Regions from separate parts of the Homo sapiens genome. Here region 1 is linked to region 2. A link is a loop called in an ENCODE intact Hi-C map of the cell type or tissue named here. Cell type or tissue: Calu3. All regions are shown on one strand. Links, peaks and the distances in the headings refer to the core of each region. The heading gives the core; the rest is flanking DNA. Region 1 overlaps TRANK1 (tetratricopeptide repeat and ankyrin repeat containing 1). Region 2 holds the start of LOC105377030 (a long non-coding RNA gene).

Region 1 (14,976 bases), core at 1-8,000, 77 kb after region 2:
CAAGAACCTCTGAACTACTTCCTGCTTCAGAAAGTTTTTATGCAATAACCGGTTTCCTGAGTTCATATACTTCACCAGCTGCTCCAAGACCTTCCTGAAAATGTCGTTTTCACTAGTGGGTCCATCACCATTGCTGAATCCTACAAAACAGCACCAGGTAATGCTTCTGAATACAGAAATTGCAGCTGTTACAGATTGCAAAAATAACCACAATTCTCCAACCCTCCACATACTCACATGCTGTGCAGTGTGACTTGCTGCTCCTCTCATCAAGAAGTGGAGCCTCTTTCCCCTCCACCCTCCCCTGATTCTGGACTAGCTTCATGACTTGCTATGACAAATAGAATGCAGTAGATGTGATTTTTGTGCCCTTTCTAAGCCTGGGCCTCAAGAAGCCTTGTATACTTCTGCTGACTTTCTTGAGGCTGTGGCCTTCATCATGTAAACAAGTCAGGCTAGCCTACTGAGAGATAAGAGACAACATAGAACAGGAAGGAATTGGCCTAGTTGTCCAAACTGAGACCCTATAGATGTGAAAGAAACCAGCCAACATCAGCAAAGACTGCAGACCCTTGAGTAAGTTCAATTAAGGCCATAAGAACAGCCCAGACTAAATTGCTGACCTGTAGGATCAGGAGCCAAATAAATGCTTGTTGGTTTTTGGGGGTTTTTTTGTTTTTTTGGTTTTTTTTTTTTTTTTTTTTTGAGACGGAGTCTTACTCTATCGCCCAGGCTGGAGTGCAGTGGCATGATCTCCACTCACTGCAACCTCTGCCGCCAAGGTTCAAGCAATTCTCCTGCCTCTGCCTCCCGAGTAGCTGGGATTACAGGCACTTGCCACCGCGCCTGGCTAATTTTTGTAATTTTAGTAGAGACGGGGTTTCACTATATTGGCCAGGCTGGTCTTGAACTCCTGACTTCATAATCCACTCGCCTCAGCCTCCCAAAGTGCTGGGATTACAGGCGTGAGCCATCACACCCAGCATGCTTCTTGTTTTAAGCCACGAAAATTGGAGTATTTTGTTATGCAGTAATAAATAACTGATATAACAATTCAGGGAGTGACAGCAGAAAGATGGCTTAGCACGATGGCAACATCCAACTACATGTCAGCCACCCAAACTTTTATGTCTTATTTGCAAGTGGAAAAGGCCAAGTAAGGAGCCATCTCTCTGGCCAAGGAAGGGAAGGCAATATCTTTTTCATTCAAGTTATTTGATAAAGTAGTCATGATGAGAAAACACCCACTGGCTGGGTGCGGTGGCTCACTCCTGTAATCCCAGCAGTTTGGGAGGCTGAAACGGGTGGATTGCTTGAGCTCAGGAGTTCAAGACCAGCCTGAGCAACATGGCAAAACCCAGTCTCTACAAAACATACACATGTACACACACACATACATATATATAGACATATTCATATATACAAATAAAATACAAAAATTAGCCAGGTGTAATGGCACATGCCTGTGGTCCCAGCTACTCAGGAGGCTGAGGCAGGAGGATTGCTTGAGCCCAGGAGGTTGAGGCGGCAATGAGTAATGATTACACCACTGCACTCCAGCCTGGGCAACAGAGCAAGACCCTGTCTCAAAAGAAAAAAAAGAGAGAGAGAGAGAGACAGAGAGAGACAGAGACAGAGAGAGAGAGAAAGAAAGAAAGAGAAAGAGAGAGAGACAGACAGAAAGAAAGAGAGAGAGAGACAGACAGAAAGAAAAAGAAAGAAAGAAAGAAAGAAAGAAAGAAAGAAAGAAAGAAAGAAAGAAAGAAAGAAAGAAAGAGTCACCGATGAAGTGTTGGAAAAAATGACAAATTTTTTTTATTAGGTATCAAAAAGTATTGTTAATTAAAATGGAATCTTACTGAACAGATAAGAGAGCAGAACTGGACATTTATTTTCACACCAAGTGAAAAGAGCCTGGCCCAGAGTAGCACTATCATGGTTGTGAAGAAATGAATGAATGTTCAATGTCATGTTCTACCAGAGTGGGAATACTTTAAAAGAGACAGCCTATTTGAAAACAGGAAAAAAATTAAAAGCATGCTTCAGTCAGGTTCCCTGGCAGCAGACACCAGATTTGTCCACAAGTAGTTTATTAAGGAGGAAGACCAGTAGGTGAGTGGGGGAAGCAGAGTAAGGGTGAGAGGGGAAGCCAAACCCAGGTATGCACTCAGGCAAAGTCCCACAGAGGGTGGTCTCAGCCTGATCCCACAGGAAGGCTCTGGAGTGTGAGTCACACTTCAGAGTGGTCCCTGTGCAAGGCAAAGGAAATGAGCTTTCATATTCTCGCATCTATCAGTCACTAGCTGCAGGCTGCCTTTGGACAATATAAATTCCCAGACATTTCTGGTTTAAAAAGAAGCAAGAGCAAAACAGCCGCTATAAGTCCAAAGACACTCCCTTGAAAACAAGCCTTGGGTGCTGACTTTTCAAACTGCACACACACCAATGTCAGGGGGTACTCAGAAATGGTGAAAGGGATCCAGGGGAATCCAGACAGAGCTCTCCAACATCTGCCACCCCTTCTGACACACATCTAAATCACACTTCAATAAATCAAGCCAGAACACCAGAAACATACACACATCCACTTCCGGGGCAAACACTCATTGCCCACTCTAATCAAGAGACGTTCAGGTGCCAGGCAGAAGGAAGATCCACTATAGCATCATCCTCCAGAGAACAGAAAATGATAATCATTTGGCAAAGAAAGACCCACATCACCCTGGCTGGAAGCTCACTGAGACTGAAATTATGTGTAGTAAAGCAATATCTGGCTAGCATCCCTGGACTTTCCCCTCCCATCTTCATCCTAAAATACCTATGAAGACAAACAAAAAAGGATGAAAACTCACAGTACAAAAAAAAAAATAGGACCTTTGGTAAAAGAGAAACTTCCTTCACTATCAAGCTGATGGAAACTTGCTGCTTGTCTGCCTGATAGAATCTTTGCAAAAACATCATTCTTCCCCCAGGAAAGTAAGTTTAGTAAAAAACTCACATGAAAATGAACAGAAACATACTAAGCTCAACAAAAGACACAATTAGATGCAGCTGCATAATAAATACATGATTACATGGTTCAGACTTGTTAAGAAGGCAGTTATAGATGAGCGAAAGATTCAAACATCAGGAAAGAAATCAGAGAATGATACAGATGGAAAGTTGCTAAATACTGACAAATGGTATCCCTTGGCAGGAGGGCTGTGGGTGACTTGTTTACTTCACTGATCTTTTCTGATTTTGTTTCTAAATTTCCTATAAGCTTAAAGAGTCAAAAGAAACATCAGGAAACAAAGTTGCTTATGCATTATAATCAAGAGTTTTTTAAAAGATGACTACGTAAGTACTGAACAACAAAAGACTGAATAAAAATGTGCTAACATGCAATTACAATAAATTTGCTTTTATATAAAACTATACTTTTACAAATTTTCAACAATGATCACATTTAGCAAATATAGCAGGTCCTCAAATAACATTCCTTTCAACAGAATTTCATTATAACATCGATGAGAAAACAAATTTGGTCCCCACCGGGGACACTGTGTGGAGTTTGCACGTTCTTCCCATCTTTGCATGGATTTTCTCTAAGTACTCAGGTTTCCTCCCACACCCCAAAGATGTGTACGATAGGTGAACTCACATGTCTCAGTTGTCCCAGTCTGAGTGAGTGCGGATGTGTGTGAGTGAGCCCTGCAATTGAATGGAATCCTGTGGAGGGCTGGCTCCCACTTGGCTCCCTAAGCTGCCGGAATAAACTGGCCACCTTCAACACTGAACTGGAATAACTCGGTAAATAATTATCTTACTTGTTTTTATTAACCTTTCTTAAATGTATATATAGCTCACATTTATTTCCATGTTTAATATTAGATCTTTATTTAGAAGTCTGGTGATGTTTTTGTGACCAAAACTATGCCTTAGGAACTTAACTCTTGTTTGTTATCAATTAACCTACCGTAAAACTGGTTTTGTTATACATCATTTTGCTTAAAGTCAGTTTCCAAGAACCTGTTAATAATGTTAAGTGATGACTTACTGTGTATATACACAGATTTGAAATTAAAAATTAAAAAGCTCTTCTGAAGTTGCAACCATAGTCAGAAGTAATAGAAAATAGAAATAAATTATTTCAAAAGGAGATTTCATTTTTGTCCAAAATCTTTTTATAAGGTTTAAAAAGCAAAAGTGTTAGGTTTTATTACATACATTTTTATCAATTTAAATTTACATTCTCATCACATTTTATAAAAGAAAATATAAATATATAACTAAAAATGCATGGAATAAGACTAAATGACCAAATCACAAACACATTAATTTTTTTCTGGCAGGTACAATTACAGATAATTAATAGTTTCTTTTCTACATTTCATAAATTTTCTAAGTATATAAAAAGATTGGTTTTATAAAAAGGAAGAAGTATGACAGACATCCTTTAAGTCAATACCCTATGCCTGCATATACTGAAAACAGGCACTGTCCTGGTGCTGAGCACAGCAGAAAGCAGCTGGCTCCCCACTGGAGGACCAGAAAGATAAGGATTCAGAGGCCTGATGTAAGCTGACTCGAAAAGGCCAAGAACTAGTAAATCAGAGAGAAGATCACAAACAACTGTGAGAAAAACAAAGGCTCCAATCTTGCGCTTCTTGGTCCCAAGGAAAGAGCTGAGCAGCAACATCAGGTAGAGAAAGTGGACATGCTGCCATCTGGTGGTGGCTATGAAAACTGGATAAAGACCATTCTGTAATCTTGACTATTTAGGACTAAAGCCTTGCTCCTCAAAGTGGTCCCTGGCTTGCCCTGGCAGCTAGTGAGAAATACAGAATCTCAGGTCCTGCCCTGAACCTGCTGAATCAAAACATGCATTTTAGCAGGCTCCCAAATAATTCATGTACATGTTAAGATGGAGAAACACTGGTTTAGAGAACAGCAGAAATCTTTAGCAAGACCCTTTATTTCTCACCTAGATGCCAAAAGCAGCCCCATCCTAAGAGATAAGGACCACTGTTATCAGCAAAATGGGGTACAGCAAACTTGAGGAAGAGTCAAGGGAGAAAGTATCTTTCATCATGGTCTGTAAATTGGAATGTTCATTCATCTGGATGTAAAACAACTCAAATCCTAATGTTATTGTGCTCAGGACCATAGATGCAAAAAACAAATGTTAGGCACAGATACAGCTCCCTAGCGGCAGCTCTTCCTAAAGACAATGCTTCCATCTGTCCCTTTAATGGATTAGGATGGGGAAGGATTAAGGTCCATAAAAACAAAGTAGATCCTCCTTCATTCCCATGGCCCTGGGCCTCCTCCTTTGATTCTCCCAGTCTCTTCAACTACTTTCTGGATAGAAACACCTTCTGGGAGCTAAAGTCTAAAGCTACATTATCCCATACATGGCCACTAACTTACATAAAATTACAGTTAATTAAATAAAATGAAATTTCTGGTTCTTCAGATGCATGAGCCACACACATTTCAACTGCTCAACAGTCACATGTGACGAGTGGCTATCATATCAGACAGAATAGGTGTAGGACATTTCCATCATCTAGGAAAATTATACTTCATGGACCTAGTCTAGAAAGATCCCCCAGCCCCACCTTAGGTTTTAAACTTTGTGCCATCAGTAAAATCTTAGAAACAAAATGTATGCATGTAACTCTATACAACTCTCTGGATGTATAAAGGAACAGTGATATTCAATATATAATTTCATTCAAAGATCATCACCTATAGAGTTCACATAGGCTTTATTTAGGCTTTTCCACAAGTTCTACTGCTGCGCCAGGAGTGGTGGCTCACGCCTATAATCACAGCACTTTAGGAGGCTGAAGGGAGTGGATCACCTGAGGTCAGGATTTGAAGACCAGTCTGACCAACAGAGTGAAACCCCATCTCTACAAAAAATACAAAATTAGCCGGGCATGGTGATGCATGCCTGTAATCCCAGCTACGTGGGAGGCTGAGGCAGGAGAATCGCTTGGACCCGGGAGATGGAGGTTGCAGTGAGCAGAGATTCTGCCATTGCACTCCAGCCTCGGCAACAAGGGCAAAACTCTGTTTCAAAAAAAAAAAAAAGAGAGAGAGAGAGAGAGAGTTCCACTGCCTAGAATACTTTGGGAAATATACAACTCCACCTTGCCAGCCCTTCCTGATTAACTTCTCCTCTTTACAGATTTTTTTTTACTAGTTCCTTTCACTCATGTTTCTCTATAGTCTTTCAATATTCCTCTAGCATGGCAAGAAAATCTTTGTGACCAGTGGCCTGGAAAACTTTACAGAAATCAAACGTCCAACAAGTTTACCATTGAGTACGGAAGGCTTTAGGCTTGACTGCATCCACTACCATCACAGGCTACCTGGTAAGCCAAATGGCAAGCTTGGAACGATGCACAGTCCTCTCATGCATGCTTTTCTGCCAAGCAAGTACAGGTGAATTCTAATGAGTGAAAAGGGGACACACTGAGATTCTACTGAGTCTCTTCTCTTGGTTCCAAACCCAGGTCACATTTAACTGGTGAAGGAAAGAGAAGAGAAGCGAGAGCAAGAACCTTGCCTCAGAAGACAAGGCATTTTTAGGATTAACAGATATTCAAGGATTGTATTATACAAGGAAACTAAAAAAAAAAAAAAAAAAAAAAAAACCTAAAACCTTAAAAACTAAACCAACATGAATGACTTAGGCCAAAGACTTTAACACTAAATAGAACATGCACAGTATTCTAAGAACTGAGATTAAAATTAATAAAATATAAAATTTGCAGGCTGAGTGCAGTGGCTCACATCTGTAATCCCAGCACTTTGGGAGGCGAAGGTGGGCGATCACCTGAGGTCAGCAGATCAAGACCAGCCTGGCCAACACGCTGAAACCCCGTCCCTACTAATAATACAAAAATTAGCTGGGTGTGGTGGTGCACGCCTGTAATCCCAGCTACTCAGGAGGCTGAGGCAGGAGAAACGCTTGAACCGGGGAGGCGGAGGTTGCAGTGAGCCAAGATCGTGCCACTGCACTCCAGCCTGGGTGACAAGAGTGAAACCCCGTCTCTTAAAAATATATATATCAAACAAGTCAGCCATTCTCTACCACTAACCAGTGGTTCTTCTTTTGCCATTATTTTAAAGCCTGAAAATTCACTGACCTGTTTGGCTACTTGGAGTTTCTCAAATCATGGAAACCATTCTGAAACTGAGATGATATGCACAAGCTCTCAAAAAGCATTCCACAATGACCTACTCATTATACAACCTCACGAAGAAATTAGTATTCCTAAAAACATGAGGTCATTTAAAAACTAAACATCATATGTCAAAGCTTTAAAAGAACACCCATGAAAAGGAAAAAAATAAAAAGAGGGCTCTACCCCTCTCTCCTTGTTCTCACAGTCTCATAGAAATGACATCTTTAAAATAAATAAATAAAAATTAAAACATAAATGGGGAAATGGAGTCAAGGGAGAAGTGTTTAAAAAGCAGCTTCAATCTCCCTCACATAAAACTTTTCTCACTCTGGCAATTGCAATAATCTGCAGCCTGACAGACTATCTCCCACCCCAACACATGCCCTCTACAGGTTGCCTGCAATTTGCTGCCCACTTGCACATTCAAGAGAGGGAGTGTTTCTAGGGAAGCACATTTAAATAACTGCAGGAAATAAATGCTTACCAACTATTAAGTATTAATCAATCTAGTCCTTCAGTCATACATACAAACCATCCAAAGATCAGAAGATAATTAGGGAAAAGGAATAGCACAAAAGAGAAGCAAGAAGTGAGTCAGGCTGGGCATGGTGGCTCATGCCTATAATCCCAGCACTTTGGGAGGCCAAGGCAGGTAGATCACTTGAAGTCAGGAGTTCGAGATCAGCCTGGCCAACATGATGAAATCCAGTCTCTACTAAAACTACAAAAAGTAGCCGAGTGTGGTGGTACATGCCTGTAATCCCAATGACTTGGGAGGCTGAGGCAGGAGAATCACTTGAACCTGGGAGATGGGAGGTTGCAATGAGCTGAGATCGCATCACTGCACCCCAGTCTGGGCAACAGAGCGAGACTTCGTCTCAAAAAAAAAGAAAATGAGTCAACTAACCCCAAAAGTAACATTAATAATTCAGAGAAGAAAGGAGAAACTTTTTTTAAAAAAAAAGTATTTGCTTTTTTAAATGCAATTCAAGAAGATGTGGCAAATATAAAACATGAATAAGCTGCTATAGATAAGAAACAATCAAAAGAGTTCTAGAAATTAAAACTATAATTTTCCAAATTAAAAAATGCAGCAATGGACAAGATAAATTATAAAAGGAGAAGTTTTAGATGAATTTAAAGATCTGGGAAGAGAAAAGGAGATAGAGACTAGTAGGGAAAGGTACAGAGACATATATTATAAATTCAAGAAGCTCATCCATTTAATAGCAGTGGCAAAGAGAAAAGAGACTTGGATGGGAACAAAATAATAGAGGATAATTCCCCTGAGCTAAGAAAACAGAATGCAAGGGGCCAACACGTGCCAAGCCAGAAGAATGAGGAAGGACCCATATCTAGATACATACTAGGGAAATTGCAGGACTCCGAGGACAGAGAAAATTCTAGAGGGGGAAAAAATGAGACTGACATCAGACTTCTGTCAGTAGCAATGGGAGCTAGAAGATAATGAAATAATTTATACATTGTGAGGAACAAGGTTTTACAGTACATTTCATAAAACTAAGATACCATAGATATCGATGAACATACCAGAAAAGACTGCCATTAAACTATGACATGTCACTGATTATAAAACACATTCCCATTTCAAAGATGTTAAAATTGCTGGGAGGCAGGGGGGAGTGTAACTTACTATTGAAGAAATACAATGCCTATATTCAGACAAATTATCCATCAATATGAGGGTAAAAGAAAGACATTTTCAAAAATTCTGTAAGTCTACTATCTATGCCTCCTCCATGAAAAACTTACTTGACCAAGTACTCCAACATATCAAGGAGGAAATCTATGTGGATAACAGTAGCCATAGGAGTCATGTATGAGTGCAAAAACTACAAGAAGTATAAAAATATATACATGTTTCATTAAACTGAGATGCTTAAAGAGTATCACATTTAAAGAGCAAAGTTTTCAGGACATTTGGCGATTCCTTTCTATAGGTCTGCCCATGTTACTAGTTGTAGAAAGAGTAACATTTACATAATTATACTACCATGCAAATGTCATTCACTAATTTGCAATTTTTAGAATCAATCTGTAGATGCAGCATGAAAAACTTAGAGTTAAGAAATAGAATATAAATGATACACGTAGCATTACTAAACAAAACCCAACAAATAGGACTGACACAGCCAAGCACTTCATCTTTTACGTGGTCTTGTCAGCAGATGCTGTCCAAAATTGATAAACCAAGAAATAGAGATGTACGTGTATTTTAAATTGTTGGCCATAATTGTTTCTAAGGAATAGACTTGATTTTGTTATCTCATATTCTGTCTAATTTTTTTCCTTTTTTTGCTGTGTACATGCATGGGAAAAAAAAAAAATCACCCACACTGTCAAAAGGTGGACTTGAAAAAGTTCCCAGAATGTCATAGCATCTCTCTAAATAAGAGCTATCTCATTCTACCTTTAAAAAAAAAAAAAAAAAGCAAACAAGTTTTCCAAAGATTGGTAGGTCTCACTTCCATATATATATGTGTGTGTATATATATATATACCAAAAAGAGATAAACTGATTTGTATCTAATGTCACAGAACCAGTTTTATGCCCCCCAAAAGTTAATACACTGGAAGCTGTACCTGATAGGTCCTTAGAACACGTAGCTAGCTTTTCTAAGTGACTGTTGATTTTCTCGATGGCTTTGAAGTTCTTATTCCTCTTCAGGACATCCACAACAGACCGAGACTGTCGATCCAGCAAAGTGGGATCTGCCCCAAAGCGCAGGAGCATCTGCACATCCTCTGTTTGTCCTAGGGCAGGCCAAAATGAGAAGGGGTGTTTGTCATGGTTCCTTCCATAAGATGTCCCCATGAGTGCTCTTCTTCTCAGTCTCCTCCCAAGCAGCCCAGGGCAAGAGGACTAGGGTCTTCTGTTTGTGGAGCCTGCACTGCTAGCCTCAGGTAGTCCACTCAACTCCCTGAAGCAAGGAGTTCTTTGTGGAGTGGGAAGGACAATAGCTTTCAAGAGGTTCAGAAGTGCGCTCCTCTCTACCTTTCTCCCCTCTCCTTGGTAACAAGCAAGGAGAGGGGGAATCTGGTTACTAAGCAACAGTTACAGCTGTAAGGATAACATCAAGCTGTGACTTCAGATTTCTTTATTCCCTAGAGAGGAAACAAAATATTCTTCCAGGAGAAAAGTCTGCCTGGAGACAGGACATGAAAGCGGTGATTGCTTTGGCATCAGGGGCTGTTTTGTTGTCACTGTTACCACCCTCCTAGCCCCAACTCCCTGGATGCCAACTCCATTTGCTGCTCTGATGTATCCATTTGCCAAGCATCAACGTATGTCTGTGGTCACAGATGCAACTGTTTGCGGAATGAAACAGGTATATCCCTGGGGGTACACAAAGACTTAAATGGGCACAGAGAGTTAAATGACTCAATGCCTAATCTCCAAATTCCATATGTAAGCTTTCCTAAAATTCACCTCCTGAGAAGGCAACTGCACTTCTCCCACTTTACCAAAAAAAAAAAAAAAGAATTAAGTCATATTTCCCACCCATCGAGAATCTCACTGTGGTAGGCAGAATTCTAAGCCCCCAAGATTTCTGACCTGCTGTGCATCCACACTTTTTCCCAGTTATTCAATCAAATACTAGCCTAGGTGCTGCTGTGATGAAATTTTGCAAATGAAACAAAGGTCCCAAATCAGTTTATCTTAATATAGGGAGATTATCCAGAGAGGCCTGACCTAATCACATGAGTCCTAACAGTCAAAGTTCTAGAGGTCAGAGATTCAGAGTATGAGAGGGATTTGATGCACAAGAAATTCTCCTCTGCTGGTTTTGAAGATACAAGAGGCAGGACAAGGAATGTGTGTGGCCTGCAGAAGTCAAGAGCAGCCTCTGGCTAATAACCGGCAGAGAAACTGGGATCTCAATCCAACAATGGCAAAGAACTGGATTCTTCCACAACCATGTGAGCTTAAAAGCAGGCCCAGAACTCCAGATGAGAACATAGCCAAAGCCAACACCTTCAGCCTTGCAAGACACTGAGCAGAAAACTCAGTCACATCATGTCACTCTACTGACGTATAATAAATGGGTGTTGTTTCAAGCCACTAAGTGTATGGTGACACAGCATAACTATAGTATACTGCCCCAAAGGGGGTAAAAACTCCTAACCTCCAGGGTATCAACCCAAAGGACAATTAAAACTAACTGATACCTGCAAAACGTCTTTTAAAAGGCACTACATAATCCATCCCCTACCTACTTCCCCCCAGAATTTTATTTTTATGTTTAACAATTATAGAAATTTCACTATATTTATGTTGTTTTGATAAGCTCCATATTGATAATTAGGAATAATTCAATCCAGAAAAAAAGTAACGCTTAGAGCCTTACAATCACAGAAATGTTGGGAGGACGTCATTTCCATTCTATTAAATACAAGTAAAGAAGTGAAATAACAGTTTTATTTTAAAATATCCATGTGTACAAAATTATACAAAATTCCAGATGTCAACTTAAATACATGCAGAGAGGTACACAGGTTTTCAAAATTCTTTAAGGGGGGATAAGGAAGCAAAATTTGAAAACCACCAACAAATAAGACTTATTTTTTTGTCTGGTCAGTATCCATTCTCCCTTTTTCTGAGAACCACCCAGTTTTCCTTTGAGACAGCACCTCCTCTCTCTCAGCCTTACCAGATTTGATGGTGTGAACACCAGACCGACTGACACACACCCCTGTGACAACCACATTCTCTACCATTTCACCAACGCCCAGGTCCAGGGGCTAACACTTAACCAGGATCTGGCCATTCAAATCATTCTGTTCTTCTAGCTCTGTCCCATACCCTCTTCCAGAGGCTAAATCCTGGCCAGGGCCTTGCCAATCAGATCATTCCATTCTTCTGGCTCTAGTGACTGATTGGTTCATAGGGAGGACATGTGACCAAAGTCAGGTCACTAAGACACACTAGGAGCTATTGGGAGGAGGTATCCTCTTTGACTGAGATTGACAAATTGGCAGAAAGTAAGCCTGAAGGTTCTGGTGGCCTTAACTGAAAGACAGCCTGTCTGAAAACGAAACTAACAGAAAGAAGAAATAACCACAAACCGCTACAGATGAAAACAAACAAACCTAACAACTCTCCCAACACCACTTTCAAAATGAACATATCAAACTTGATTTTCATTAGAACATAGTTATTTCTTCACACAACGGAGTAAAAGGCAAGACAGACTCATGAAGACAGCTTTGAAGCAAGCACCTGAACCAAACTCTGGAGTCTTCAGTCGCATGAGACAATAAATTCTCTTTCCTGCCTAAACCAGTTTGAGTGTAGCTTCTAACCAAGACAGATGTAATGATCCAACCTCACTCCTTCAATTTCAGGAGCTAACCATATCTAGACGGGTTCTGCTGCTGCCCAGCTCTGGTGAGTTCCTGAGCCTCTGAAATCTCTATGTACCAGAGCCAATGAGACCATTGTAACAACAAGCACCCACCAAATTACAAACAAAGCTGAAGATTTCTAAGGCCCAACTGACACTGCAATTTTTTCAAATGGGTTTAAAATTTAGGCCAACTTAAATAATCTGGAAAGTTCTTGATTCTCTATGTACCAAACAATACTTAAGAAGGAGATAATAAACCCAGTGTTCAGGCAACATTTCTGGGGTTTAAGTTAGCAATAGCTTTCAAAATCCAAATGCATACCAATAAGCTAGCACATCTTAAACATATACGCTTTTACTTGTACATCATAAAATATTTGCAGAAAAAAATGTAAGATATTAGTAACACTCATTCCTTGCTGCCTAATGGACAGAGTAGAATAGACTCTTGATGTATACATTTTGTACCTTTTGATTTTTTAATATATTTAAAATTTAAATAAAATTAAAATGTATCCAAATAAATAACATGTACAGTTCCTTCAAACAAGAAATTTCTTAACAAGGAAATCATCCTATAGATGCAACCCCACTGATTCACAAACATGTATGTAAAAGAATGGTCTCCAAGCCTTGTTTTCAATTGCAAAATGAACTAAAATACATTTAACCATCTATTAGTATGAGTTGTTAAAAAAATGAAACTGCCATGCAGATACTATTAGGGAAAGATGACTAAGATACATTGTTCAGTGAAGAAAGCAAGTTGCTGAACAGAATGTACAGTGTACCTACATTTATATTTAAAAGGGAAAAAACTGGCATTATACATATACATTACTAGCAAGACTGACAAAAAAAGTTTTAGTAGTTGATTTTGTAGAAAGAGATTTACTTTTTATCACATTCTTTGAAAGTGTCTGAATTTTTTAAAGGAATACAAAACTATTTATTGACCATCGTTCACCAGTATTTTAAATAATAAACAATATACAGTTGGATAACATTCTGATTAATACAAAGTTGTTTTTCCTGGCTTCTGCTGAACCAGTAAAACAAATACTGAAAAGACTAAGCCTACATGTAAGGAATAAGTTGAGGTAAAGAAAAAACATGCGAGTCAATAGTTTAGATCAGGGGTCCCCAACCCCCCAGGTGCTGGTCTGTGGCCTGTTAGGAAGCGGGCCTCACAGTAGGAGGTGTGCAGAGGACAGCGAGCATCACTGCCTGAGCTCCGCCTCCTGTCAGATAAGCAGCAGCATTAGATTCTTATAGGAGTGCAACCCTGTTGTGAACTACGCATGTGAGGGATCTAGGGTCTATGTTGCCACTCTTGAGAATCTAACTAATGCCTGGCAATCTCAGGTGGAACAGTTTCAGCCCAAAACCATCCTCTTCTCCCACCCCCAACTATACCCCACCATCTGTGGAAAAATCGTCTTGCACAAAACCAGTCCCTGGTGCCAAAAAGGTTGGGGACCACTGCTTTAGATTACAAGACTTGGTTCACTCATTTACAGCTGCAGGTCCTAAACTACCAACATCTCTAACCATCTGATTAGTTTCCGTGAGCAACGTCTTAGATAGTCCATGAATCATGACCTTTAGGTCAATGTAGCAACAGGGATTTCAACTTACATGTTCTTACCTGTAAGTGAGGGCTACACAGCTAGAATACTTGGACACCAGGAGGGAAACAACAGACACTAGGGCCTACTTGAGGATGGAGGGTGTAAGGAGGGAGAGGATCAGAAAAAACACTTATCAGGTACTATACGTATTACCCAGGTGATGAAATGATCTTCACACAAAACCCCTATGACATGCAGTTTACCTATATAATAAACCTGCAAAAGTACCCCCCCCGAACCTAAAATGAAAGTTCAAAAAAAAAAAAAAGAAAGAAAAGAAATGGCTCACTAAAAGAAATCTTTTTAAATGCCCATTTAACTGTCTTGTTTAATTAAAACGTACTAGGATTTTCCTAGTTTCCTCATCTGGATAGGGAGGCTGCTGGGTTGTTGGCAACAATAAAATTTTTCTTTAAGGAATTTTGCTAACAAACCATTGCATTTTTATATATAAATGCTTTTAAAATATCAATTTAAATTGTCTGATTAATTAGAATCATTTATTTCACTTGATACACATGGCTTCAGGAAAATTTTCAATTTATCTGGAAGTGATTTATCTCTTACATTGCTCAGAATGATGGCATATTAGAAACATGGGCTTACCTGGGACTTTGGTTTTGGCAATTGTTTAAAAAAAAAAAGAAAGAAAACTATTTACATATGCATTTTATATATACATACACAAAAACAAAACAACCAGAATGATCCTTAGGCTTATGAGAAGCCAAGTTATGATTAATGACTATGAGAATTTTCCCCAACATTTAGAAAATCTGTTCCCTACTGCAGAGG
Region 2 (16,260 bases), core at 4,924-12,923:
ATCTCTGAAGTGAACTGAGCAAATGAAGCAAGAAGATAATATCCAGAGATACAATGGAAGGAAACGTTCCTATTTTTTAAAAACCTCAAATCTTTAGATTGAAAAAGTTCAGAAACACTAACACTGAGCCATATCTTGGTAAAGTTACTGGCCCTGAAATGTAAAGAAAGAATGGACATATGAAAGAAAATTAAATGACTCATAATGAAGGGAAGCAAATCAGATAACACTTTCCCACTGCAACATTCTAAGCTTGAGAAAGTGGAACAAAACTTCCAAAGTCTTCAGAGAAAGGAGACATGACCACTTGACAATGTTCACTCCAAATGACATTTACGCATATAGGCAATGACATTTTCAAACATGTAGGATCTCAAGAAATATATTAATAGTATCTATGAGCCCTTCTTGGTGGAGGTACATGGTGATAAATCCAACAACAGGACATGAATGAAAGACTTGTAATAAAAAAACTGATGGAAAACATTTAAACCATTTCAATACAAAGCCAAGGCTAGATAGCCATCCAAAATGTAGACTCTAAAGAATAATTGCCAAAGAGAATATAAACATTATGAACAATGCATATACTTAATCTGTCTCAGTAATTGGTTTCCATAGACATGGAAATAACACATCTTTGGATCTCACTGTTTAGATGTTTTTTGCTTTGAGTATGTGAGTATGTAATCCTTGTTTTTTTAATCAAAGTAAATATCTTTTTGTTGCTGTTGTTTATGGAAATACTACTTACTTGGCTCCTTCTCATTTTACTGTGAGCCTGGACTTAAGGAAACTGTTCACAAGAAATCAGAGATATTATTTGTGAGTCTACTCTTTACCTAGCAGCAGTAGAATTTCCAATCTAAAGGCAGAGAAAAATAAGTGAATCAGGTTAACATTCATACCTATCTTATTGACTTAAAGGAAATTTCTAAATGCAATGCCTGGAACCTAAAAAAATGGCACTGGAATGCAAAACGTGGGACTAATAAATTTAATTTGAGGCTTAAGAGTTTTCAAATAATTCACCAAATTTCACAGTCCAGTTGGTAATGATCTGAAGGTAAAGCCAGCCTCAGTCATGATTCTCATTTGAGGAGTCCTTCACAGAGCAAGTTCCCAGATCTTAGCTTATTTCATCCTCAAAGCAAACATGTAAAGCAGAGAGAGAAGTTATTATCACCATTTTACATGTTTAAAAAAAAAAATCAGACACTCCAAGTGGTTAAGTGACTTACCCAAGGTTATTCAGCTAAATCAGTCATAATGGCTATGAGAAGTTGAGTGGGAATTTGGGGCTTTAAGAGACACATCTTGAGCCCTCAGCTGAACAATACTGATTAAATTCCAAGCAAATGTCATCAGATGAAATTTGGTTATCTTTACATCTGGGAAATTGTTAGAGGAAAACATCTGGATCAGACAGGAAATTCCAAGAAAATCCCAAGAGTGTAAGTGTGGGAGTTTATTGTAAACTTCCCAATGCTCAATGAAATTTTTCTTCTTTAAGTGTGTTAGAGACAAAGTCAGTGCATCATGGGAATTGCCCAAAGGAAATCAGCTCCATGGAAAAAAACGTGTTCTAGAGACATAAAATTGATGCTGCTCTGTTAACAGACGCCAATGACTCTTCTGAGACTTAAATCATGGAACATTCAACATGACTCAGGGACATTCCGGGGACCAGCTAATGAGACTCCCAAGATACCTGCTTTCTGTTCAGCCTACACCACCCAGAGGAAGCTGGCTAATGTGAGTGAGAGTTGCTGAAGTGTTCTGGGTAGTTAGGCCAGGGTAACAAGGAGCTCCCTTAAAAAAAAAAGAACTCAAGAAAGAATTCATAGATGTGGCTGCTGTGCCACAGTCTCCATTCTAATATGGACTCTGTGGACAAGACCACCATGAATCACAGCTGATGCCTGCCATGCTGATCTAGAGATGAAGGCCCACGATCGCTTAGGTTCCTACTTCCCTTGTTGAAAGCCAGAGATAGGGCTTTCTGCCCTGGTTAAGAACTTGCTTTATGCCATGAAAAGAAACAGTAATTTTTGGCTTATTTAAAAGAATAAAAAATGTTAAAGAAATTGATGGCCACTCATGGCCATAGCCTCCTTGAGCTTTGGCCAGGAATTAGGCTGTAGCTCTCCTCTCCCTGGTTGCTCCTCAGGCCTCAAGAGATCTTTCAGAGGAATCCATCTCAGTCCCTGCCAGTTCTGGGGAGGGCTTTCTGAGCATGGGTCTAGTTAAGATCCTGGGTGACTCTTTTGATTTCCACAAGATTTGCATCCTTCCCAGAAGCTGCATGGAAATAAGCCACAGAAAGAGCAGGTCATAAAAAATGTCTCAAAACTCTTTACCTCACCAGCCAGACCAGCAGTCTCTAAAGGGCCCTATGCTTCTGAGAATTTTCTCACAACCAATATAATACTTACCTAGGTTCTTATGATTATTTCATTTCTGAGCCATCTGGAACAAGAATTCAGAAACCTGAGAGAATAAGAAAGAAATGTCAAATAAAAATGAATAATAAAAAGGTCATATTCAATTACCATATTCGATGTGTTTCTTTTTTCCAATTAAAATTTTCTTCTCCAGGCTTTTGAAAGTAACCAAAAAACCCTAAAGAAAATATATGAAATGATCTCAAACCTAAAATTCAGAATAGGAAGAAATGGTGTGTTAACCAGAAATTTTGCAGCCACAATTTTTATACCTTCTTCTCTCTCAGTCCCTGCATCTAATCCACCTTCAGGTCCTGACAATTTTACCTCCAAAACGGCCTTCAAATTCATCTACATCTTTCCAACTCAACTACCTCTGCCCTAGTCCAAGCTATCATCACATTTGGTCTTGACCACTGCCACAATCTCCTAACTCAAATCCCTGTTTGGATTCCTGCTGCATCCACAAATAGATATTCCACACCAAAAGCCAGAGAGGATTACTTAGAATGCAGATGTGATCATTTTATGCTCTTGGAAAAGTCTACAATGGCCAATAAAATTTTGAAAAGATGCTCCCCTGTTCACTCATTAGGAAAATGAAAATTAAAACCCCAGTGATATATCTCTACAAAACAACCAGAATAGCTAAAAAATTAAAATTTTTCAGTGCAGAATATCAAGTGTAGGTGAGTGTGAGAAGAGATTGGAACTCTCATACCTTGTTAGTGAGAATGTGAAATGGTATCATCATTTTGGAAAATGATTCTATAATATCTGCTAAAGCTGCATATACAACCATCCTGTGACCCTGCAATTATACCATTAAGCATATTCATCCAACAGAAATGCATATTTATCAAGACATGTTCATAAATGTTCAGAGCAGCACAATTCATAACAGCCCACAACTGAGAACATCCCAAATGCTTATTCACAACCCAATTGTGTATTCATATCATGAGAATGGACAATCTACAACTACTACAGACAAATTTCATAGACATTACTTTGAGTGAAAGAGGCCAGATAACAGATAATTCCATATACATAAAATAGAAAAACAGGCAAACAAATATATGTTGTGCAAAGTCAAAATAGTGCTTACTGGACGGGTGTGGACTGGCAGGGGGTACAAAGTGAGTCCTTCTTGGCTTCTGATAATATTCCGTTTCTTGGTCTGGGTGCTGTTTATGTGGATATTCAGTTTGTGGAAATTCAGTAAACTATGCACTTATCATATGTGCATTTTTCTGTATATGTTTATAGCTAAATTGAAAGTGTTTAAATTACTCAATGACTTCCCATTAAGGTAAAATACAAAATCATTAACATGGGCTACAAGACTGTAAAATCATCTAGCACCTGCCCTTAACTCCATACTTCTTCTGAGCTGCTAACCCCCTTGCTTAATAACTCCAGCCACATTGTCCATGAATCAGTTCCCTAAATATACCTCATTCCTTCCCATCTCAGGGCCTTTGTACCTGCTGTCCCCTGGCCTAAAACAGCAGCTGGCAAACTATGGCCCACAGGGCATTTCTGCCAATCCTGCCTGCCATTTGTTTCTGTAAGTAAAGTTTTACTGGAATCCAGCCATGTCCATTCACTTCTATATTGTCTACAGTTGCTTTGGTGCTATAACAGCCACAGAGATCATATGGTTCACAGAATGAAAATATTTGCTATCTGGCCCATTATAGAAAAGCCTTGCCAACCCCTGGCCTAGAACATTCTCACATGCCTGCTCTACCCCCATCTGTCTAACTCCTACTCACTTTTCAGAATTGAGAAAAAACAAACATGTCCTTTGTTGAAAGAAGCCTAAGTCTGTATGTTGATTGTACACTCCTGGACTTTTCTTCTAGGGCTCTCCCCTGCTTCAGATCAGCAGAGCAATGGCTTTCCTTGCTCTTCGAGTGAAATGCAAAATTCCCCACAGCCTACGAGCCTCTGCATGATTTGGTCTACTGTGTACCTCTTGGCCTTTTCTCCTACACTTGCTCTGATCTGATAACTATAGCCTCATTCTAAGACCTGGTTAAGTTCTTCTGAGCCTCAGAGACTTTGCCATGCTGCACCATATGCCTCAAATGCTCTTTCCCAGTTCCTCATCCAGCCAGCATTTGCTCACTCTTCACATGTCAGCTAAAAGATGGCTTAATAAAAAAGAGGCCACTCCCATAGAGGGTTACCACAGCCAAGTGCTGGAGGCTCCTCCCTCAGCTTGGGTTCCTGAGGCTGCTTCTTCTTTCAAAGAGAGACTCTTCTTGACCCTGCCCACACCCACCCCTGCATCTTGCTTCCACTTTTCCTTCCACAGAGGCTGCCCACTTCTCAGACACCACAACCCCCTCATAGAGCCCACCACAGGCTCCTCAGAATGGACCTCTCCCCTCACCGTCTCCCAGTTGATGACTGTTACAGACATAGCTCCCATAATATCCTGCCATCTGCCTTTTGCCCTCTGCCCTCTGCCCTACTCAGAACTGGTGCTGCCTCTCACTGGGAAGGGAATAGTCAGGTCCAGGAGAAGTCTCAAATCTTCATGGTGCTTCAGGCATAGAGATGAGTCACCCAGAGCCCCCACCAATGCAGGATTTGTTGCCTCCAGCTGCCAGTTCCTTCAGGATCAGGCTCAACTGCAGAAAGCCACCTTGGTGGAAGTCATGCCCTTCTGGGGGCAGCCCACATCAGAGACTGAGTGAGGTGGGGGCAGTAAGGCCCAGGCATTTCAGCACATGTGGAGATAGCTCTTCTTGCTCCAGAACACCCTGCCATGTAGGGCAAGGCCTTGTCAGGCCTGCATTGTAATTTTTTTGTTTTGTTTTGTTGAAATGGGGTCTCACTCCCATCTGGAGTGCAGTGGCGTAATCTCAGCTCACTGCAGGCTCAACTTCCTGGGCTCAGGTGATCCTCCCACCTCAGCCTCCAGAGTAGCTGAGACTACTAGTGATGGGGTTTCACCATGTTGCCCAAGCTGGTGTTGAACTTCTGGGCTCAAGCAATCTGCCTGTCTAGGCCTCCCAAAGTGCTGGGCTTACAAGCATGAGCACTGTGCCTAGCCTGCATTGCAGTTTGACTTCTCTGTCTTCCCAATCTTGTTTCCTGTCCCTTCCCTTTACATATTTTGACTCCTAATAAACACCATGAGCCCTGCATTCTGTCTCAGCATCTGCTTCTAGAGAACCCAACCTGCAACATTTATTTTGTATTATTATGGATTCAACACAGAATTTGGAGTCAGACAGGCCTGGGCTGGAATCCTAGCACTGGTGCTCACCAACCTGGTGGCCTTGGGAAAGTAATTTGAACTCCTAGCTTCCTAGCCTCTGGCTCAGGAAGTCTCCTCATCAAATGGAGATGAAAATATCTTTATTGCAGAGTTTTAGGATTAGTTGAAGTAATGTTATATGTCAGCATGTTAAAATGGAAGTTGGGAATGAGTGCCCAAGCTATGAAATGGAATTGAGGGACAGACCACCCCTTTCAAAGTAGATATCCCACAGTGGAACACATGACCTTTGTAAGTCCTCACCTACTTCAATTTATAAACAGTATGATTGAGGAGTATGTCTTAGAGAGTGGTTTTGAAACTCATATCTGGCTCCTGGAGGTAAAGGTGAATTGCAATTTTTACTTTGCTTCAAGACAAGAAAGAGGACTTCAGAAAGCTGACTATCCTAAAATTAGGGAGATACAATGGGCTCTTATCTGATTCCCACCAGGGAAATCAAAAGGGCAGGACACAGGCTGAATGGAGATGATTTAGCCATTCCACAATGTGTACATATATCAAAACATCATGTTGTACATCAGAAATATACATAACTTTTGCCCATTACAAATTAAAGAAAAAACACAATATTGAGCAAAATAAGTCAGATGCAAACTATTTTACACCATATGATTACATTTATATAAAGAACAAAAACAGGCAAAAGAAACATAAGTTAGAAGTCATGGTAGTATTTACCCTTGGGGACATTGTGACTAACAGAAGGCAAAAAGGTGGATTCTAGGTGCTTGTCACGTTCTGATTCTTGATCTGGGGTGCTGGTTACAGGAAGTGCTCAGTTTGTGGAACTTCACTGAGTTGTCCTCTTATGTTCACTTCTCTGTATGGTAAATTCAAAATAGCCCCATTTCTTTACATAAGCAAAAATCAATCAGATAATCTTGTAGGGGATAAAATACCATTCATACTAGCAACAGAAACACTCAAGAGTCAGAGTTAACAACAAGGAATGACCACGTTACCTGCAGAGAAAATTTTACACTGCTATGAAGAACATAAAAGAAGTATCTAAAAGGAGAGCTACGCAATCTTCATCGCTAGGGTAACTTAACATGGCAAAGCTGCCAATTCTTACCCAATAATGTATAAATCCAATAAAATACTTAGAAGAGTGATTCTCAAAGAGGGTTCCAGACCAGCAGTTCTCAAATTTTGGTGTACATCAGAATCATCAGGAGGGTTTATAAAAACAGATTCCTAGGTCTCCCCCAGAGTTCTGATGCAGAATTCCTCAGGATGAGGCTGAGGCTTGGCATTTACACCAAGTTTCCAGGTGATGTTGATGCTACTGGTTCAGCACTTAGACACTGTGAGAACCACTGCACTGGAATCAAGTCCCTCCTCCTCACCCTGTAGAAAACTCACCTCCCACAGACACACTGACACTTCATGCTTTATTACAGGACCTGCACTCCATGAACTTAAAGTAAAACAAGTTTTGCCCTTATCAAAATGTTAATTTGTCCAGGATGGTGAGAAGGATTAGCTGTTGCCAGCTTTTCATCAGTCCTTTGAAAGGAGTTGTTGACACTGCTCAGGGCCACCTTCTCTACTCCAAGTTACTCTTCAACCCAATGGCTTCTGCTCTTCTGCTAAAACAATTCCTGCTAAGTGTTTCAAGACCTTCTAACTGTTGAACCCAGTGGGAATGTTCCAATCACTGTGCCTCATACACTCCTACATTTGGCACAGGTGACCCCTCTCACCTCCTAAAATCCCTCCATACCCTTGACATTTGTAGGTACCTGCCTTTCTAGCCATTCTTTCTTCACCTCCTTCACAGAATTTATTTCCTTGTCCATCCTTTAAGTGCTGCTTGCTCCATGGCTCTATCCCGCAGTCATGCTCCTCAGGCCACCTTCTCATGCCCTTACCTGCATCCCATCCCTTCCCCCAAGCTGGATACTCATCCTTCAGCTTATCACCCATAGGGTCTCCATCTAGTTGTCACACAAGCATCTCAAATCTAACATGCTTCTTCTCCAGTGCTCCCTGGCTCAGTGAATGGAACCAATATCAACTCAATTGCCTAAATCAAAAATTTGGGAGTCAGTTTTGATGCCTCCCTCTTCCTTAGCCCCCATAGCCTATGAATTGCTCACTTGTGGGCCTTTGCTTATATGGTCCTCGATAAGGAATGCTCTTCCCGTTCGCCTCAGACTTCTCACAAGTCACTCTGACTCATTTTTTTTAAGAGACAGGATCTCACTATGTTGCCGAGGCTGGATTCAAACTCCTGTGCTCAAGTTATCCTCCCATCCCAGTCTCTCAAGTAGCTGGGACTGCAGGTGCATAGCACTGTGCCCAGCTCCACTCTGACTCATTCGTTAAGATTCAACCTAATCATCTCCTCCTCGTGAAGCCCTTCCTAACACCTCCTACTAGGCAGCCAGAATTCCATAATCCCCAATCCTTACAACGTCTGTGTATTTGCCACAGTGTGGCAGTTAGTGCAGAGTCCTAATTAGGGAAAAGGGAGCAGGGGAAAGGGAAAGGGAAAAGGGAGCAGGCTAGAGGGAGCAGGGGAAAGCAGGAAAGAGAAAGCAGATAAGGGGCAAGTCTGCCTTTCTTCAATGTCCTGGATATGCAGCCCTCCTGCACACAACTTGCCACCAGGCACCTGCAAATTATCCATTGCAACCTTGGCATCATCGGTACTGCACAAAGCCCTCTTCAGCACACAGCATAAACACTCTTCTAGAAAATCCCCAGCAAGCTTTTGTTTCCTGGCAGTCCACTCCTCTTCTGCTGATTCTGCCCATTGCCTCATCACAACAAAGTATTTTCTACTGTCTCTCACAAATCTGCCGTTCTTTATCCACAACTGTCTTGGTAAATTTTTTTACCCCCGCTCCACCAGCCCAAATAGTTGTTGCTCCCTTGCAACAGTTAGCTCTTTGTATATCTGTTTCCCATAGTTCTTTTATGTCTTTTCATTTAACAAATACTTATAGACCTCCTTCTATATGGCTGGCACTGATCTAGCCCCTTAGGAGTCATCAGTGAACAGAACAGTGAATATCTCTGCCTCCATGGACTGCAAAGCTGGCTCACTGTGCACTGGTTACCACTTTAGCCCACTGCATCTTGGGCTGCAATTTCTACTACTTGCTTGAGTCCAGTGAGACAGAACACTCATGCAAGTTAAGTGAAGCAACGTTTTTACTCACAGATAGACAGCAAGAAAGAGTAAAAGCCTAGAATTCATAGCAAGTCAGTTCCCAAGGCTCAGAAAAGCTGTCCTGAGTGGATGGAATCCTGTCTTCACGTGCCCCACTTGCCCAACAGCTGAAGGGCCGGGAAAGCAGTCCTCCTGGGTTTTATACCCTGGGAACAACATGATATGCTGGGCTAAGGCATTGAAGGACACCTTGTTCTAGGAGGGACAAGATCAGAGCCCAGAGTATTCTGGCCACTTCCTCCTTATTTCAAGATGTTATATTTCCAGCACATGCCAGTTATTCTTGAGAACTGCAAGTGAGAAAGGAGGAAGAACTAGATCAGTCCAAGGAGAACTGTACTGCATGGTCCTTACATTCTAGAGCATCTGTGTCCCCAGGATTTAGCCAGGGTATGGAATACATTCAATAAACACTCCTTGAATGAATATACTTACATTGCAGTGTGGATGAGACAATTATAGTCTTTTTCCAGAGCACACTTTAAAAAAGAGAAGTAAGAGCAAAAATGGAGGGAGGCAGAAGAGGGCAGATCCAGGGCATAGCCAGAGGAGGAAGGGAGATGGCTCCCACCTGGATCCAGACAACAGTTTCCAAACTAAAACCTGGAAAGCTTAAGAAATAACTCGCCTGCAGGCTCAGTTCCCTGCACCATCTGCATTGATTTGTAGAGGGGCCCTTCTAGATCAGCCTGGGAATCTTCTTCTCCCACAGGGGGAGCTCAAGACCTGCTGACCAAGAGGCATCTCCCCAGGCTACGGATGCCTTGGTACCCATAGGGATACCCATAGCTCAAGGGAGGGGGAGTGATAGGCAGACCCTGAGCACCACCACCCCCACCCCGCCAGCCAAGCAACAGGGCCGGTGTCAGTCCCCAGGAAGCAAGAGACCTATAAGGGGCCTAGGGATCCTAGGGGATGAGGATAATGGAGATGCACTTCTATTATTAAACAGCAAACGACTATATTGATCAGGATACTTCAATCTAAAAAGATGGCTCCTAGAAAGGGAAGATGTTGAAGCAAAGGAAGCAGCAGGGTCCTTTCTTAATGTCACTTTCTGACATGGTTTAGTGATTTCACAGCATTCAGGCCTACATATCAGTCCCTGACCATATTAATCTTCCTCAGCGGTGATCTCCCATAGCATGGGGAACACCTCTCCATCACTGTCTTGGTTCTGCCCAGCACCCCTTGTTAATAAGGCAGGCTGGGAATGGGGAGGTACATATGAGCGACAGCCAGGCTAGGCTCCACTAATGACTAGGTCTCAGTTTCTTCTTCTCTAATTTCATCAACATCGTCATCATTCAGTACTCGCTATGTGCCAGGCATTGTTGTAAGTACTCTATATATCTAACTCACTTAATCCTCACAACAACCCTAGGAAGTACACACTAGCACGATTCCCATTTTACAAAGAAGGAAGCACAGAGAGGCTAAGTAACTCACTCAACTCACATAGCTCACACAAGAGTGTGCAGTGAAGCCTGAATGTGAAATCAGAGCACTGGCCTCAAAGTCTGTGCTCTTAGCAAATGGATTCAATCTTGCTTGAAACACTGATTAACATGTGGTGCTACTGAGAAGGATTCTGAACCTTCTCAGGAGCACTCAGTAGGAAAAGTGCCATAGCTGATTAGCAATGTCTGCAATGGTGATGTAGATGCTGTCTTTTTTATTCTTGTATTATATAATGGCAAAGACACTCTCCCTCACCAAACTTTAGTTAGTCTCTTCTGAGACATCTTTTCAACTAGGCCCTTTGCCTTGGCCCCATCCTGTCTTTGGCCTGCCTAGCCCACTCTTAGGAATAATCAGCATTGGTTAAGTTATATGCTGTGATTTTTTTAAAAAATAAAAGAAAATCTCAAAATGTCAGTGGCTTACATCAGCAAAGGATTGTTACTTGTTCATATTACATGTGGGCCATGAGTCAACTACAGATCTGCTCCATGTGTCTTTTTTTTTTTTTTTTTTAGACGGAGTCTAGCTCTGTTGTCCAGGCTGGAGTGTAGTGGCGCAGTCTTGGCTCACTGCAACCTCTACTTCCTGGGTTCAAGTGATTCTCTTGCCTCAGCCTCCCGAGTAGCTGAGATTACAGGCATGTGCCACCATGCCCAGCTAATTTTTGTATTTTTAGTAGAGACAAGATTTCACCATGTTGGCCAGGCTGGTCTCAAACTCCCGACCTCAATTGATCTGCCCGCCTCAACATCCCAAAGTGCTGGGATTATAGGTGTGAGCCACCGCACCCGGCCCACATGTCTTCTTCATTCTGAGATCTAGGCTAAATGTGCAGCCCCTCTCTGAGATGAACACCAGTCTCATGGCAGAGGGGAAAGAGCAATGGTGGGCCTTCTGATGCACTTAGAGCTTATATTTACATATGGTAAATAGAACAGTGTATTGGCCAAAGCAAGTCAAAATGGCCAACCCTGACGTCCTTAGCAGAAATATAATCCATCCACAGACAGGGGCACCTGCGAGGGACACTGTGGCTATAAACCCAGTGGAGAGCAGCAGCCAACAGTTGGGAATGATCATCTGATTTACCACAATGGGTGTAAAGTTTTGGCTCAGCTCTTTCTTCTCTGGCCTCAGTTTCTCAGCTGTAAAGTGTGTGTGTGTGTGTTTGTGTGTGTGTGTGTGTGTCAGGGTGCAGGGCTAAAAGGAGTCAACCTCTAAGGCTCTTTCCAGTTTTATACAGTCCCACTCCAATACCTGAATTCTCCTCTTGCCTGTCCAGCTGGGTTTTAGAACCATAGATTTCAATCCCTCTTCACACACTAATCTGAACAGTTAACATACACCACCTATTTTCAGTTTTTTCCCCTTACACCTAAGACTGATAGTTTCCATGTACAACATATCCTGTAACCATTCCCAGCTTTACAAAGATAAGTCATTGGTTCTACATGTGACTTGAAATAGCAGAGTGCCCCCTGCTTGTCTCCCCATCTCTTACTGACTCAAAAGTAGTCCTGCTCACCTAAGGAGGCAACTAGGAAATTCAGGCTTACTGCCCCTCACACATCAGCATCTGCTAACACAACCAGCTCCTGGTTTCATCCATTGTTGCTAATAATTACTGGTGACTCCCCTTGAGATCCTCACAGCCATGAGGATATGACTAGGACAGATTCTATCCATCCTTCCTTAAGCCATCCAACTTTGCTAACCCCACCCAGACCAAACCACAGCATCACAACACACATGTAAGTTTCTGTACCAAATGGTCTGAACAACCTCAGAGTAATAGAAACTCGAGGGAGAAACAAAGGAGGAGCTCCATCTGAAAGGGTTTTTGGCCTTTTCAAGAGGAATGACCACTGTGGATGAACCTCCCTCCCTTCCTCACTCAGTCTCTTTTTCTAATGGATCCTCACTTTCCATATTCATTCACTTCAGTGTCTTTCAATTTGGTGCACCCAACTGCTACCTTATTCAAGTAACCCCACCCTTCCCACAGAAGGCGACAGTTCCTAATCTTTCAAACATCTACTGTGCCTTAAGCAGGTGACCATTGCAACAGTTTGTGAGCAAGGCTCCGGTTCCACGAGGGAGGGCGAATGTGGGAGCTCCTCACCTGGAAATGCTGTTCTCTTTGCTACCCAGCAAGAACGGCCCCAGCTTCCAAAAGAGCCTTTTGATTTCATTCTTCCCTGAAAGAGGAGATGGTAGTGTTAGCAGTTCCTGCCCTCACCTGCACAATTCCTCTACTTCCTTATCTTTCCTACTGATCCTGAAACCCCCATATTTTGTGATGGAGACTGTGATGCCCTGCCCAGAAGCCCCTCCAGGGAATAACTTGTTGCCCCAACTGCTGGGGGGGCCTGTCAGTGGATAGTCCTGAGCCCTCAGCCCCTTCAGATATTGCTTCAGCTTCAGAGTCCCCTCAACCAAGGTCACACTCTTCCCAGGATAGCCAACATTCAATGACTAATCAAGATAGGGTATAAAAGGCCTGGACTTCTTGACCCAACTTTGGACAACTTTGAAGCATCGTTCTAGTTAGAGAGCCATGGCTGTCATTGGACCTTCCTTTGGCTCACTTCTGCTTTCTGCCTCTCCCTTTCATAAGCATTGATCCCCAGGCCTCTACTTAATAAATATCCTGCAAGCTAAACTCTATCTCAGAGTCAGTTTCTCATGGAACCCAACCTGCAACAGAAACTAACTTGGAAAACCAGTGATACATGTATATAATAGAATTAATAGATGATTCCTCTTGATCTTACTGCCCCCTGTCACTCAAAACCAAGACTATCAAAAGGTTTTCTCAACCTGAACACTATTGACAATTTGAGCTGGACAATTCTTTGTTGTGGAGGCTGTCCTGTGCATTGCAGTATGTTTAACAGCATTGCTGGCCTCCACCCACAAGATTCCAGTAACGCCTTCCCAGTTATGACAACCAAAAATGTCTCCAGACATAGTCCTCCGTGGAGCAAATAAGCCCTCAGTGAAAACTACTGATTTATAAGAAGCATCCCAGCAGGCAGATTCAGTAAGTGTGTAAAAGCATTTGGACCCTGAACATAAATATTTTTTACTTAAAATGTAATGCCTCTTCTGAGGCACTTGCCAGAAAACTCTTTCTCCAATTGCCTTCTCAGACTTGCTTGTCAAAAGCACAGTTGAGACAACAGATGTTTGAGAAAACTGGCCCAAGGAACTTCTTAGCTCTCCATTTCTCTAAATATTTCTCATCTCTTTCTCTGTAATTATTTAGATCCAAGAAAACAGCATGCTTGGACTACATTCCTTTAATTAAAAATAATAATAGTAATTTTTTTAAAAAACCTCCCTGGAATGAGTTAAATAGTGGTTTTATCACGGGTAATTATAAAATGGCCCATGAACATGCCTGCATGTTTTATGATTGATGAAGGCATTACATTCAGCATGAACCACAGATTTTTCTAAGCCATATTCTTTCTTTCCTTCTATATTTTCTTTTGTGGGTCAAAAAGACTTTATTAAATATCCTCATTTCCTTTCACCATAGTGATGGGAGAGTCATACATTATGGCCATTAAGATAAAAATACTCTTATCAAAGTCATGTAATTGCTCAGGTCCTGGGAAGTGGAGAGAGAGAAGGGAAAAAGTGAATCTTCTTAGAAATCCCATACAGTATTGATATATTGTTTTAGTCCACCAACATCACTTCCTCTAGGGACACCCACCTTTCTCCACTGTAGTTGGTTCTTGTGAATTGCCAGTCACAGGACCTTGCCTTTATGACCATAGAACAGGGAAAATGACTCATGCTTGGACAACCAGATTCTCTCTCCTGGGTATTTGACTCTTAACTGGAAAAGCACAATGCCTGAAGCTTGTTGAAGCTGAATCATCTGATATTAATACCTCAAATAGTCCATGAATTCTTGCTGCTAAGATCCCTGGTGCTGCACAAGTTTCTGTCTCTCCTTTGAACTTTTCTGCATATATACCCCTAAAAGAATTTTGAAAAATTATATACATCTTCATACATTTTTAATGTCATCTAAAATTTTTCAACATGAGTCGGTTTTACTGTAAGGAATGTCATTTTTAGTGCATTATAGATACTGACTTTTAAAATAAAACTATCACATTGGTCTTTTAAATATCCAAAAGAGTGTAAGTACCAAAGCAATTTAAGACCCATCATCAACATTTAAAAATATATATATATGAACAAATGTCTTGTTAACAATTGGAAATTATATCATTCCTTTTTCTCCTTGAACTTATACTTCCATCTCATATCCCCAGAGAATTCCATTCTACCTTTATACTAGGAAACCTTTAACTGATCATTCCATCATAGTTTTCTGCAATAAAAATATATAATATGAAATCAGTCTTTTAAATTTAATTATGTTAATGATTCATGTAATATGTAACTAGTGATCTAATATGTAATTTAATGGTTAATATAATATTATTTTGCAATTTTATTATATTAGATAGTTACATTATATGGACACAGTTGTTTAAAACTGCATAAATGGTCCTATTAGTTTTGATAAGCAATTATTAAACTAAAAAATAAAACTTTTATTGAGAATGCATCTCTTAATGAGATTCAAGGGGAAATGGCGAATTAACCTTTTGTTTGATGCCCTAAACATATTTTTGTTTTTATATTTTTTTATTATACTTTAAGTTCTAGGGTACATGTGCACAACATGCAGGTTTGTTACACATGTATACATGTGCCATGTTGGTGTGCTGCACCCATTAACTCATCATTTACATTAGGTATATCTCCTAATGCTATCCCTCCCCCCTCCCTCCACCCCACAACAGGCCCTGGTGTGTGATGTCCCCCTTCCTCCAAGTGTTCCCATTGTTCAATTTCCACTTATGAGTGAGAACATGCAGTGTTTGGTTTTTTGTCCTTGCAATAGTTTGCTGAGAATGATGGTTTCCAGCTTCATCCATGTCCCTGCGAAGGACATGAACTCATCATTTTTTATGGCTGCATAGTATTCCATGGTGTATATATGCCACATTTTCTTAATCCAGTCTATCATTGTTGGACATTTGGATGGGTTCCAAGTCTTTGCTATTGTGAGCAGTACCGCAATAAACATACGTGTGCATGTGTCTTTATAGCAGCATGATTTATATTCCTTTGGGTATATATCCAGTAATGGGATGGCTGGGTCAAATGGTATTTCTAGTTCTAGATCCCTGAGGAATCGCCACACTGTCTTCCACAATGGTTGAACTAGTTTACAGTCCCACCAACAGTGTAAAAGTCTTCCTATTTCTCCACATCCTCTCCAGCACCTGTTGTTTCCTGACTTTTTAATGATCATCATTCTAACTGGTGTGAGATGATATCTCATTGTAGTTTTGATTTGCATTTCTCTGATGGCCAGTGATGATGAGCATTTTTTCATATGTCTGTTGGCTATATAAATGTCTTCTTTTGAGAAGTGTCTGTTCGTATCCTTTGCCCACTTTTTGATGGGGTTGTTTGTTTTTTTCTTGTAAATTTGTTGGAGTTCTTTGTAGATTCTGGATGTTAGCCCTTTGTCAGATGAGTAGATTGCAAAAATTTTCTCCCATTCTATAGGTTGCCTGTTCACTCTGATGGCAGTTTCTTTTGCTGTGCAGAAGCTCTTTAGTTTAATTAGATCCCATTTGTCAATTTTGGCTTTTGTTGCCATTGCTTTTGGTGTTTTAGACATGAAGTCCTTGCCCATGCCTATGTCCTGAATGGTATTGCCTAGGTTTTCTTCTAGGGTTTTTATGGTTTTAGGTCTAACGTTTAAGTCTTTAATCCATCTTGAATTAATTTTTGTATAAGGTGTAAGGAAGGGATCCAGTTTCAGCTTTCTA

The links. A loop is a pair of places that touch in the nucleus more often than their neighbours do. Peaks named below come from ENCODE experiments on the same cell type or tissue, not always from the same donor. Only the 100,000 strongest peaks of a DNase experiment are listed, where the experiment ranks them.
Region 1: a loop joins it to region 2, with 4 times the contacts of the local background. A loop is called at or near these places in 20 of 110 quality-filtered maps.

Annotation. Positions count from the first base shown.
Region 1 is chr3:36,864,341-36,879,316 of GRCh38, forward strand. TRANK1 (tetratricopeptide repeat and ankyrin repeat containing 1) reads right to left here. Exons shown (of 24, transcript NM_001329998.2): 9 at 9,786-9,956; 10 at 1-140. It also overlaps the pseudogene CBX3P10. Among named protein-coding and RNA genes, the nearest start is that of LINC02033, 49 kb to the left of the region's middle. RefSeq lists a silencer at 1,356-1,531 and enhancers at 4,762-4,821, 12,269-12,438. In Calu3, for the core only: a CTCF peak has its summit at 4,733 (motif pointing left); a DNase peak (open chromatin) is centred at 4,701.
Region 2 is chr3:36,782,892-36,799,151 of GRCh38, forward strand. LOC105377030 (a long non-coding RNA gene) reads right to left here and starts at 1,394. Exons shown (of 3, transcript XR_940722.2): 1 at 1,242-1,394. In Calu3, for the core only: no CTCF peak of the experiment used is centred there; a DNase peak (open chromatin) is centred at 9,650.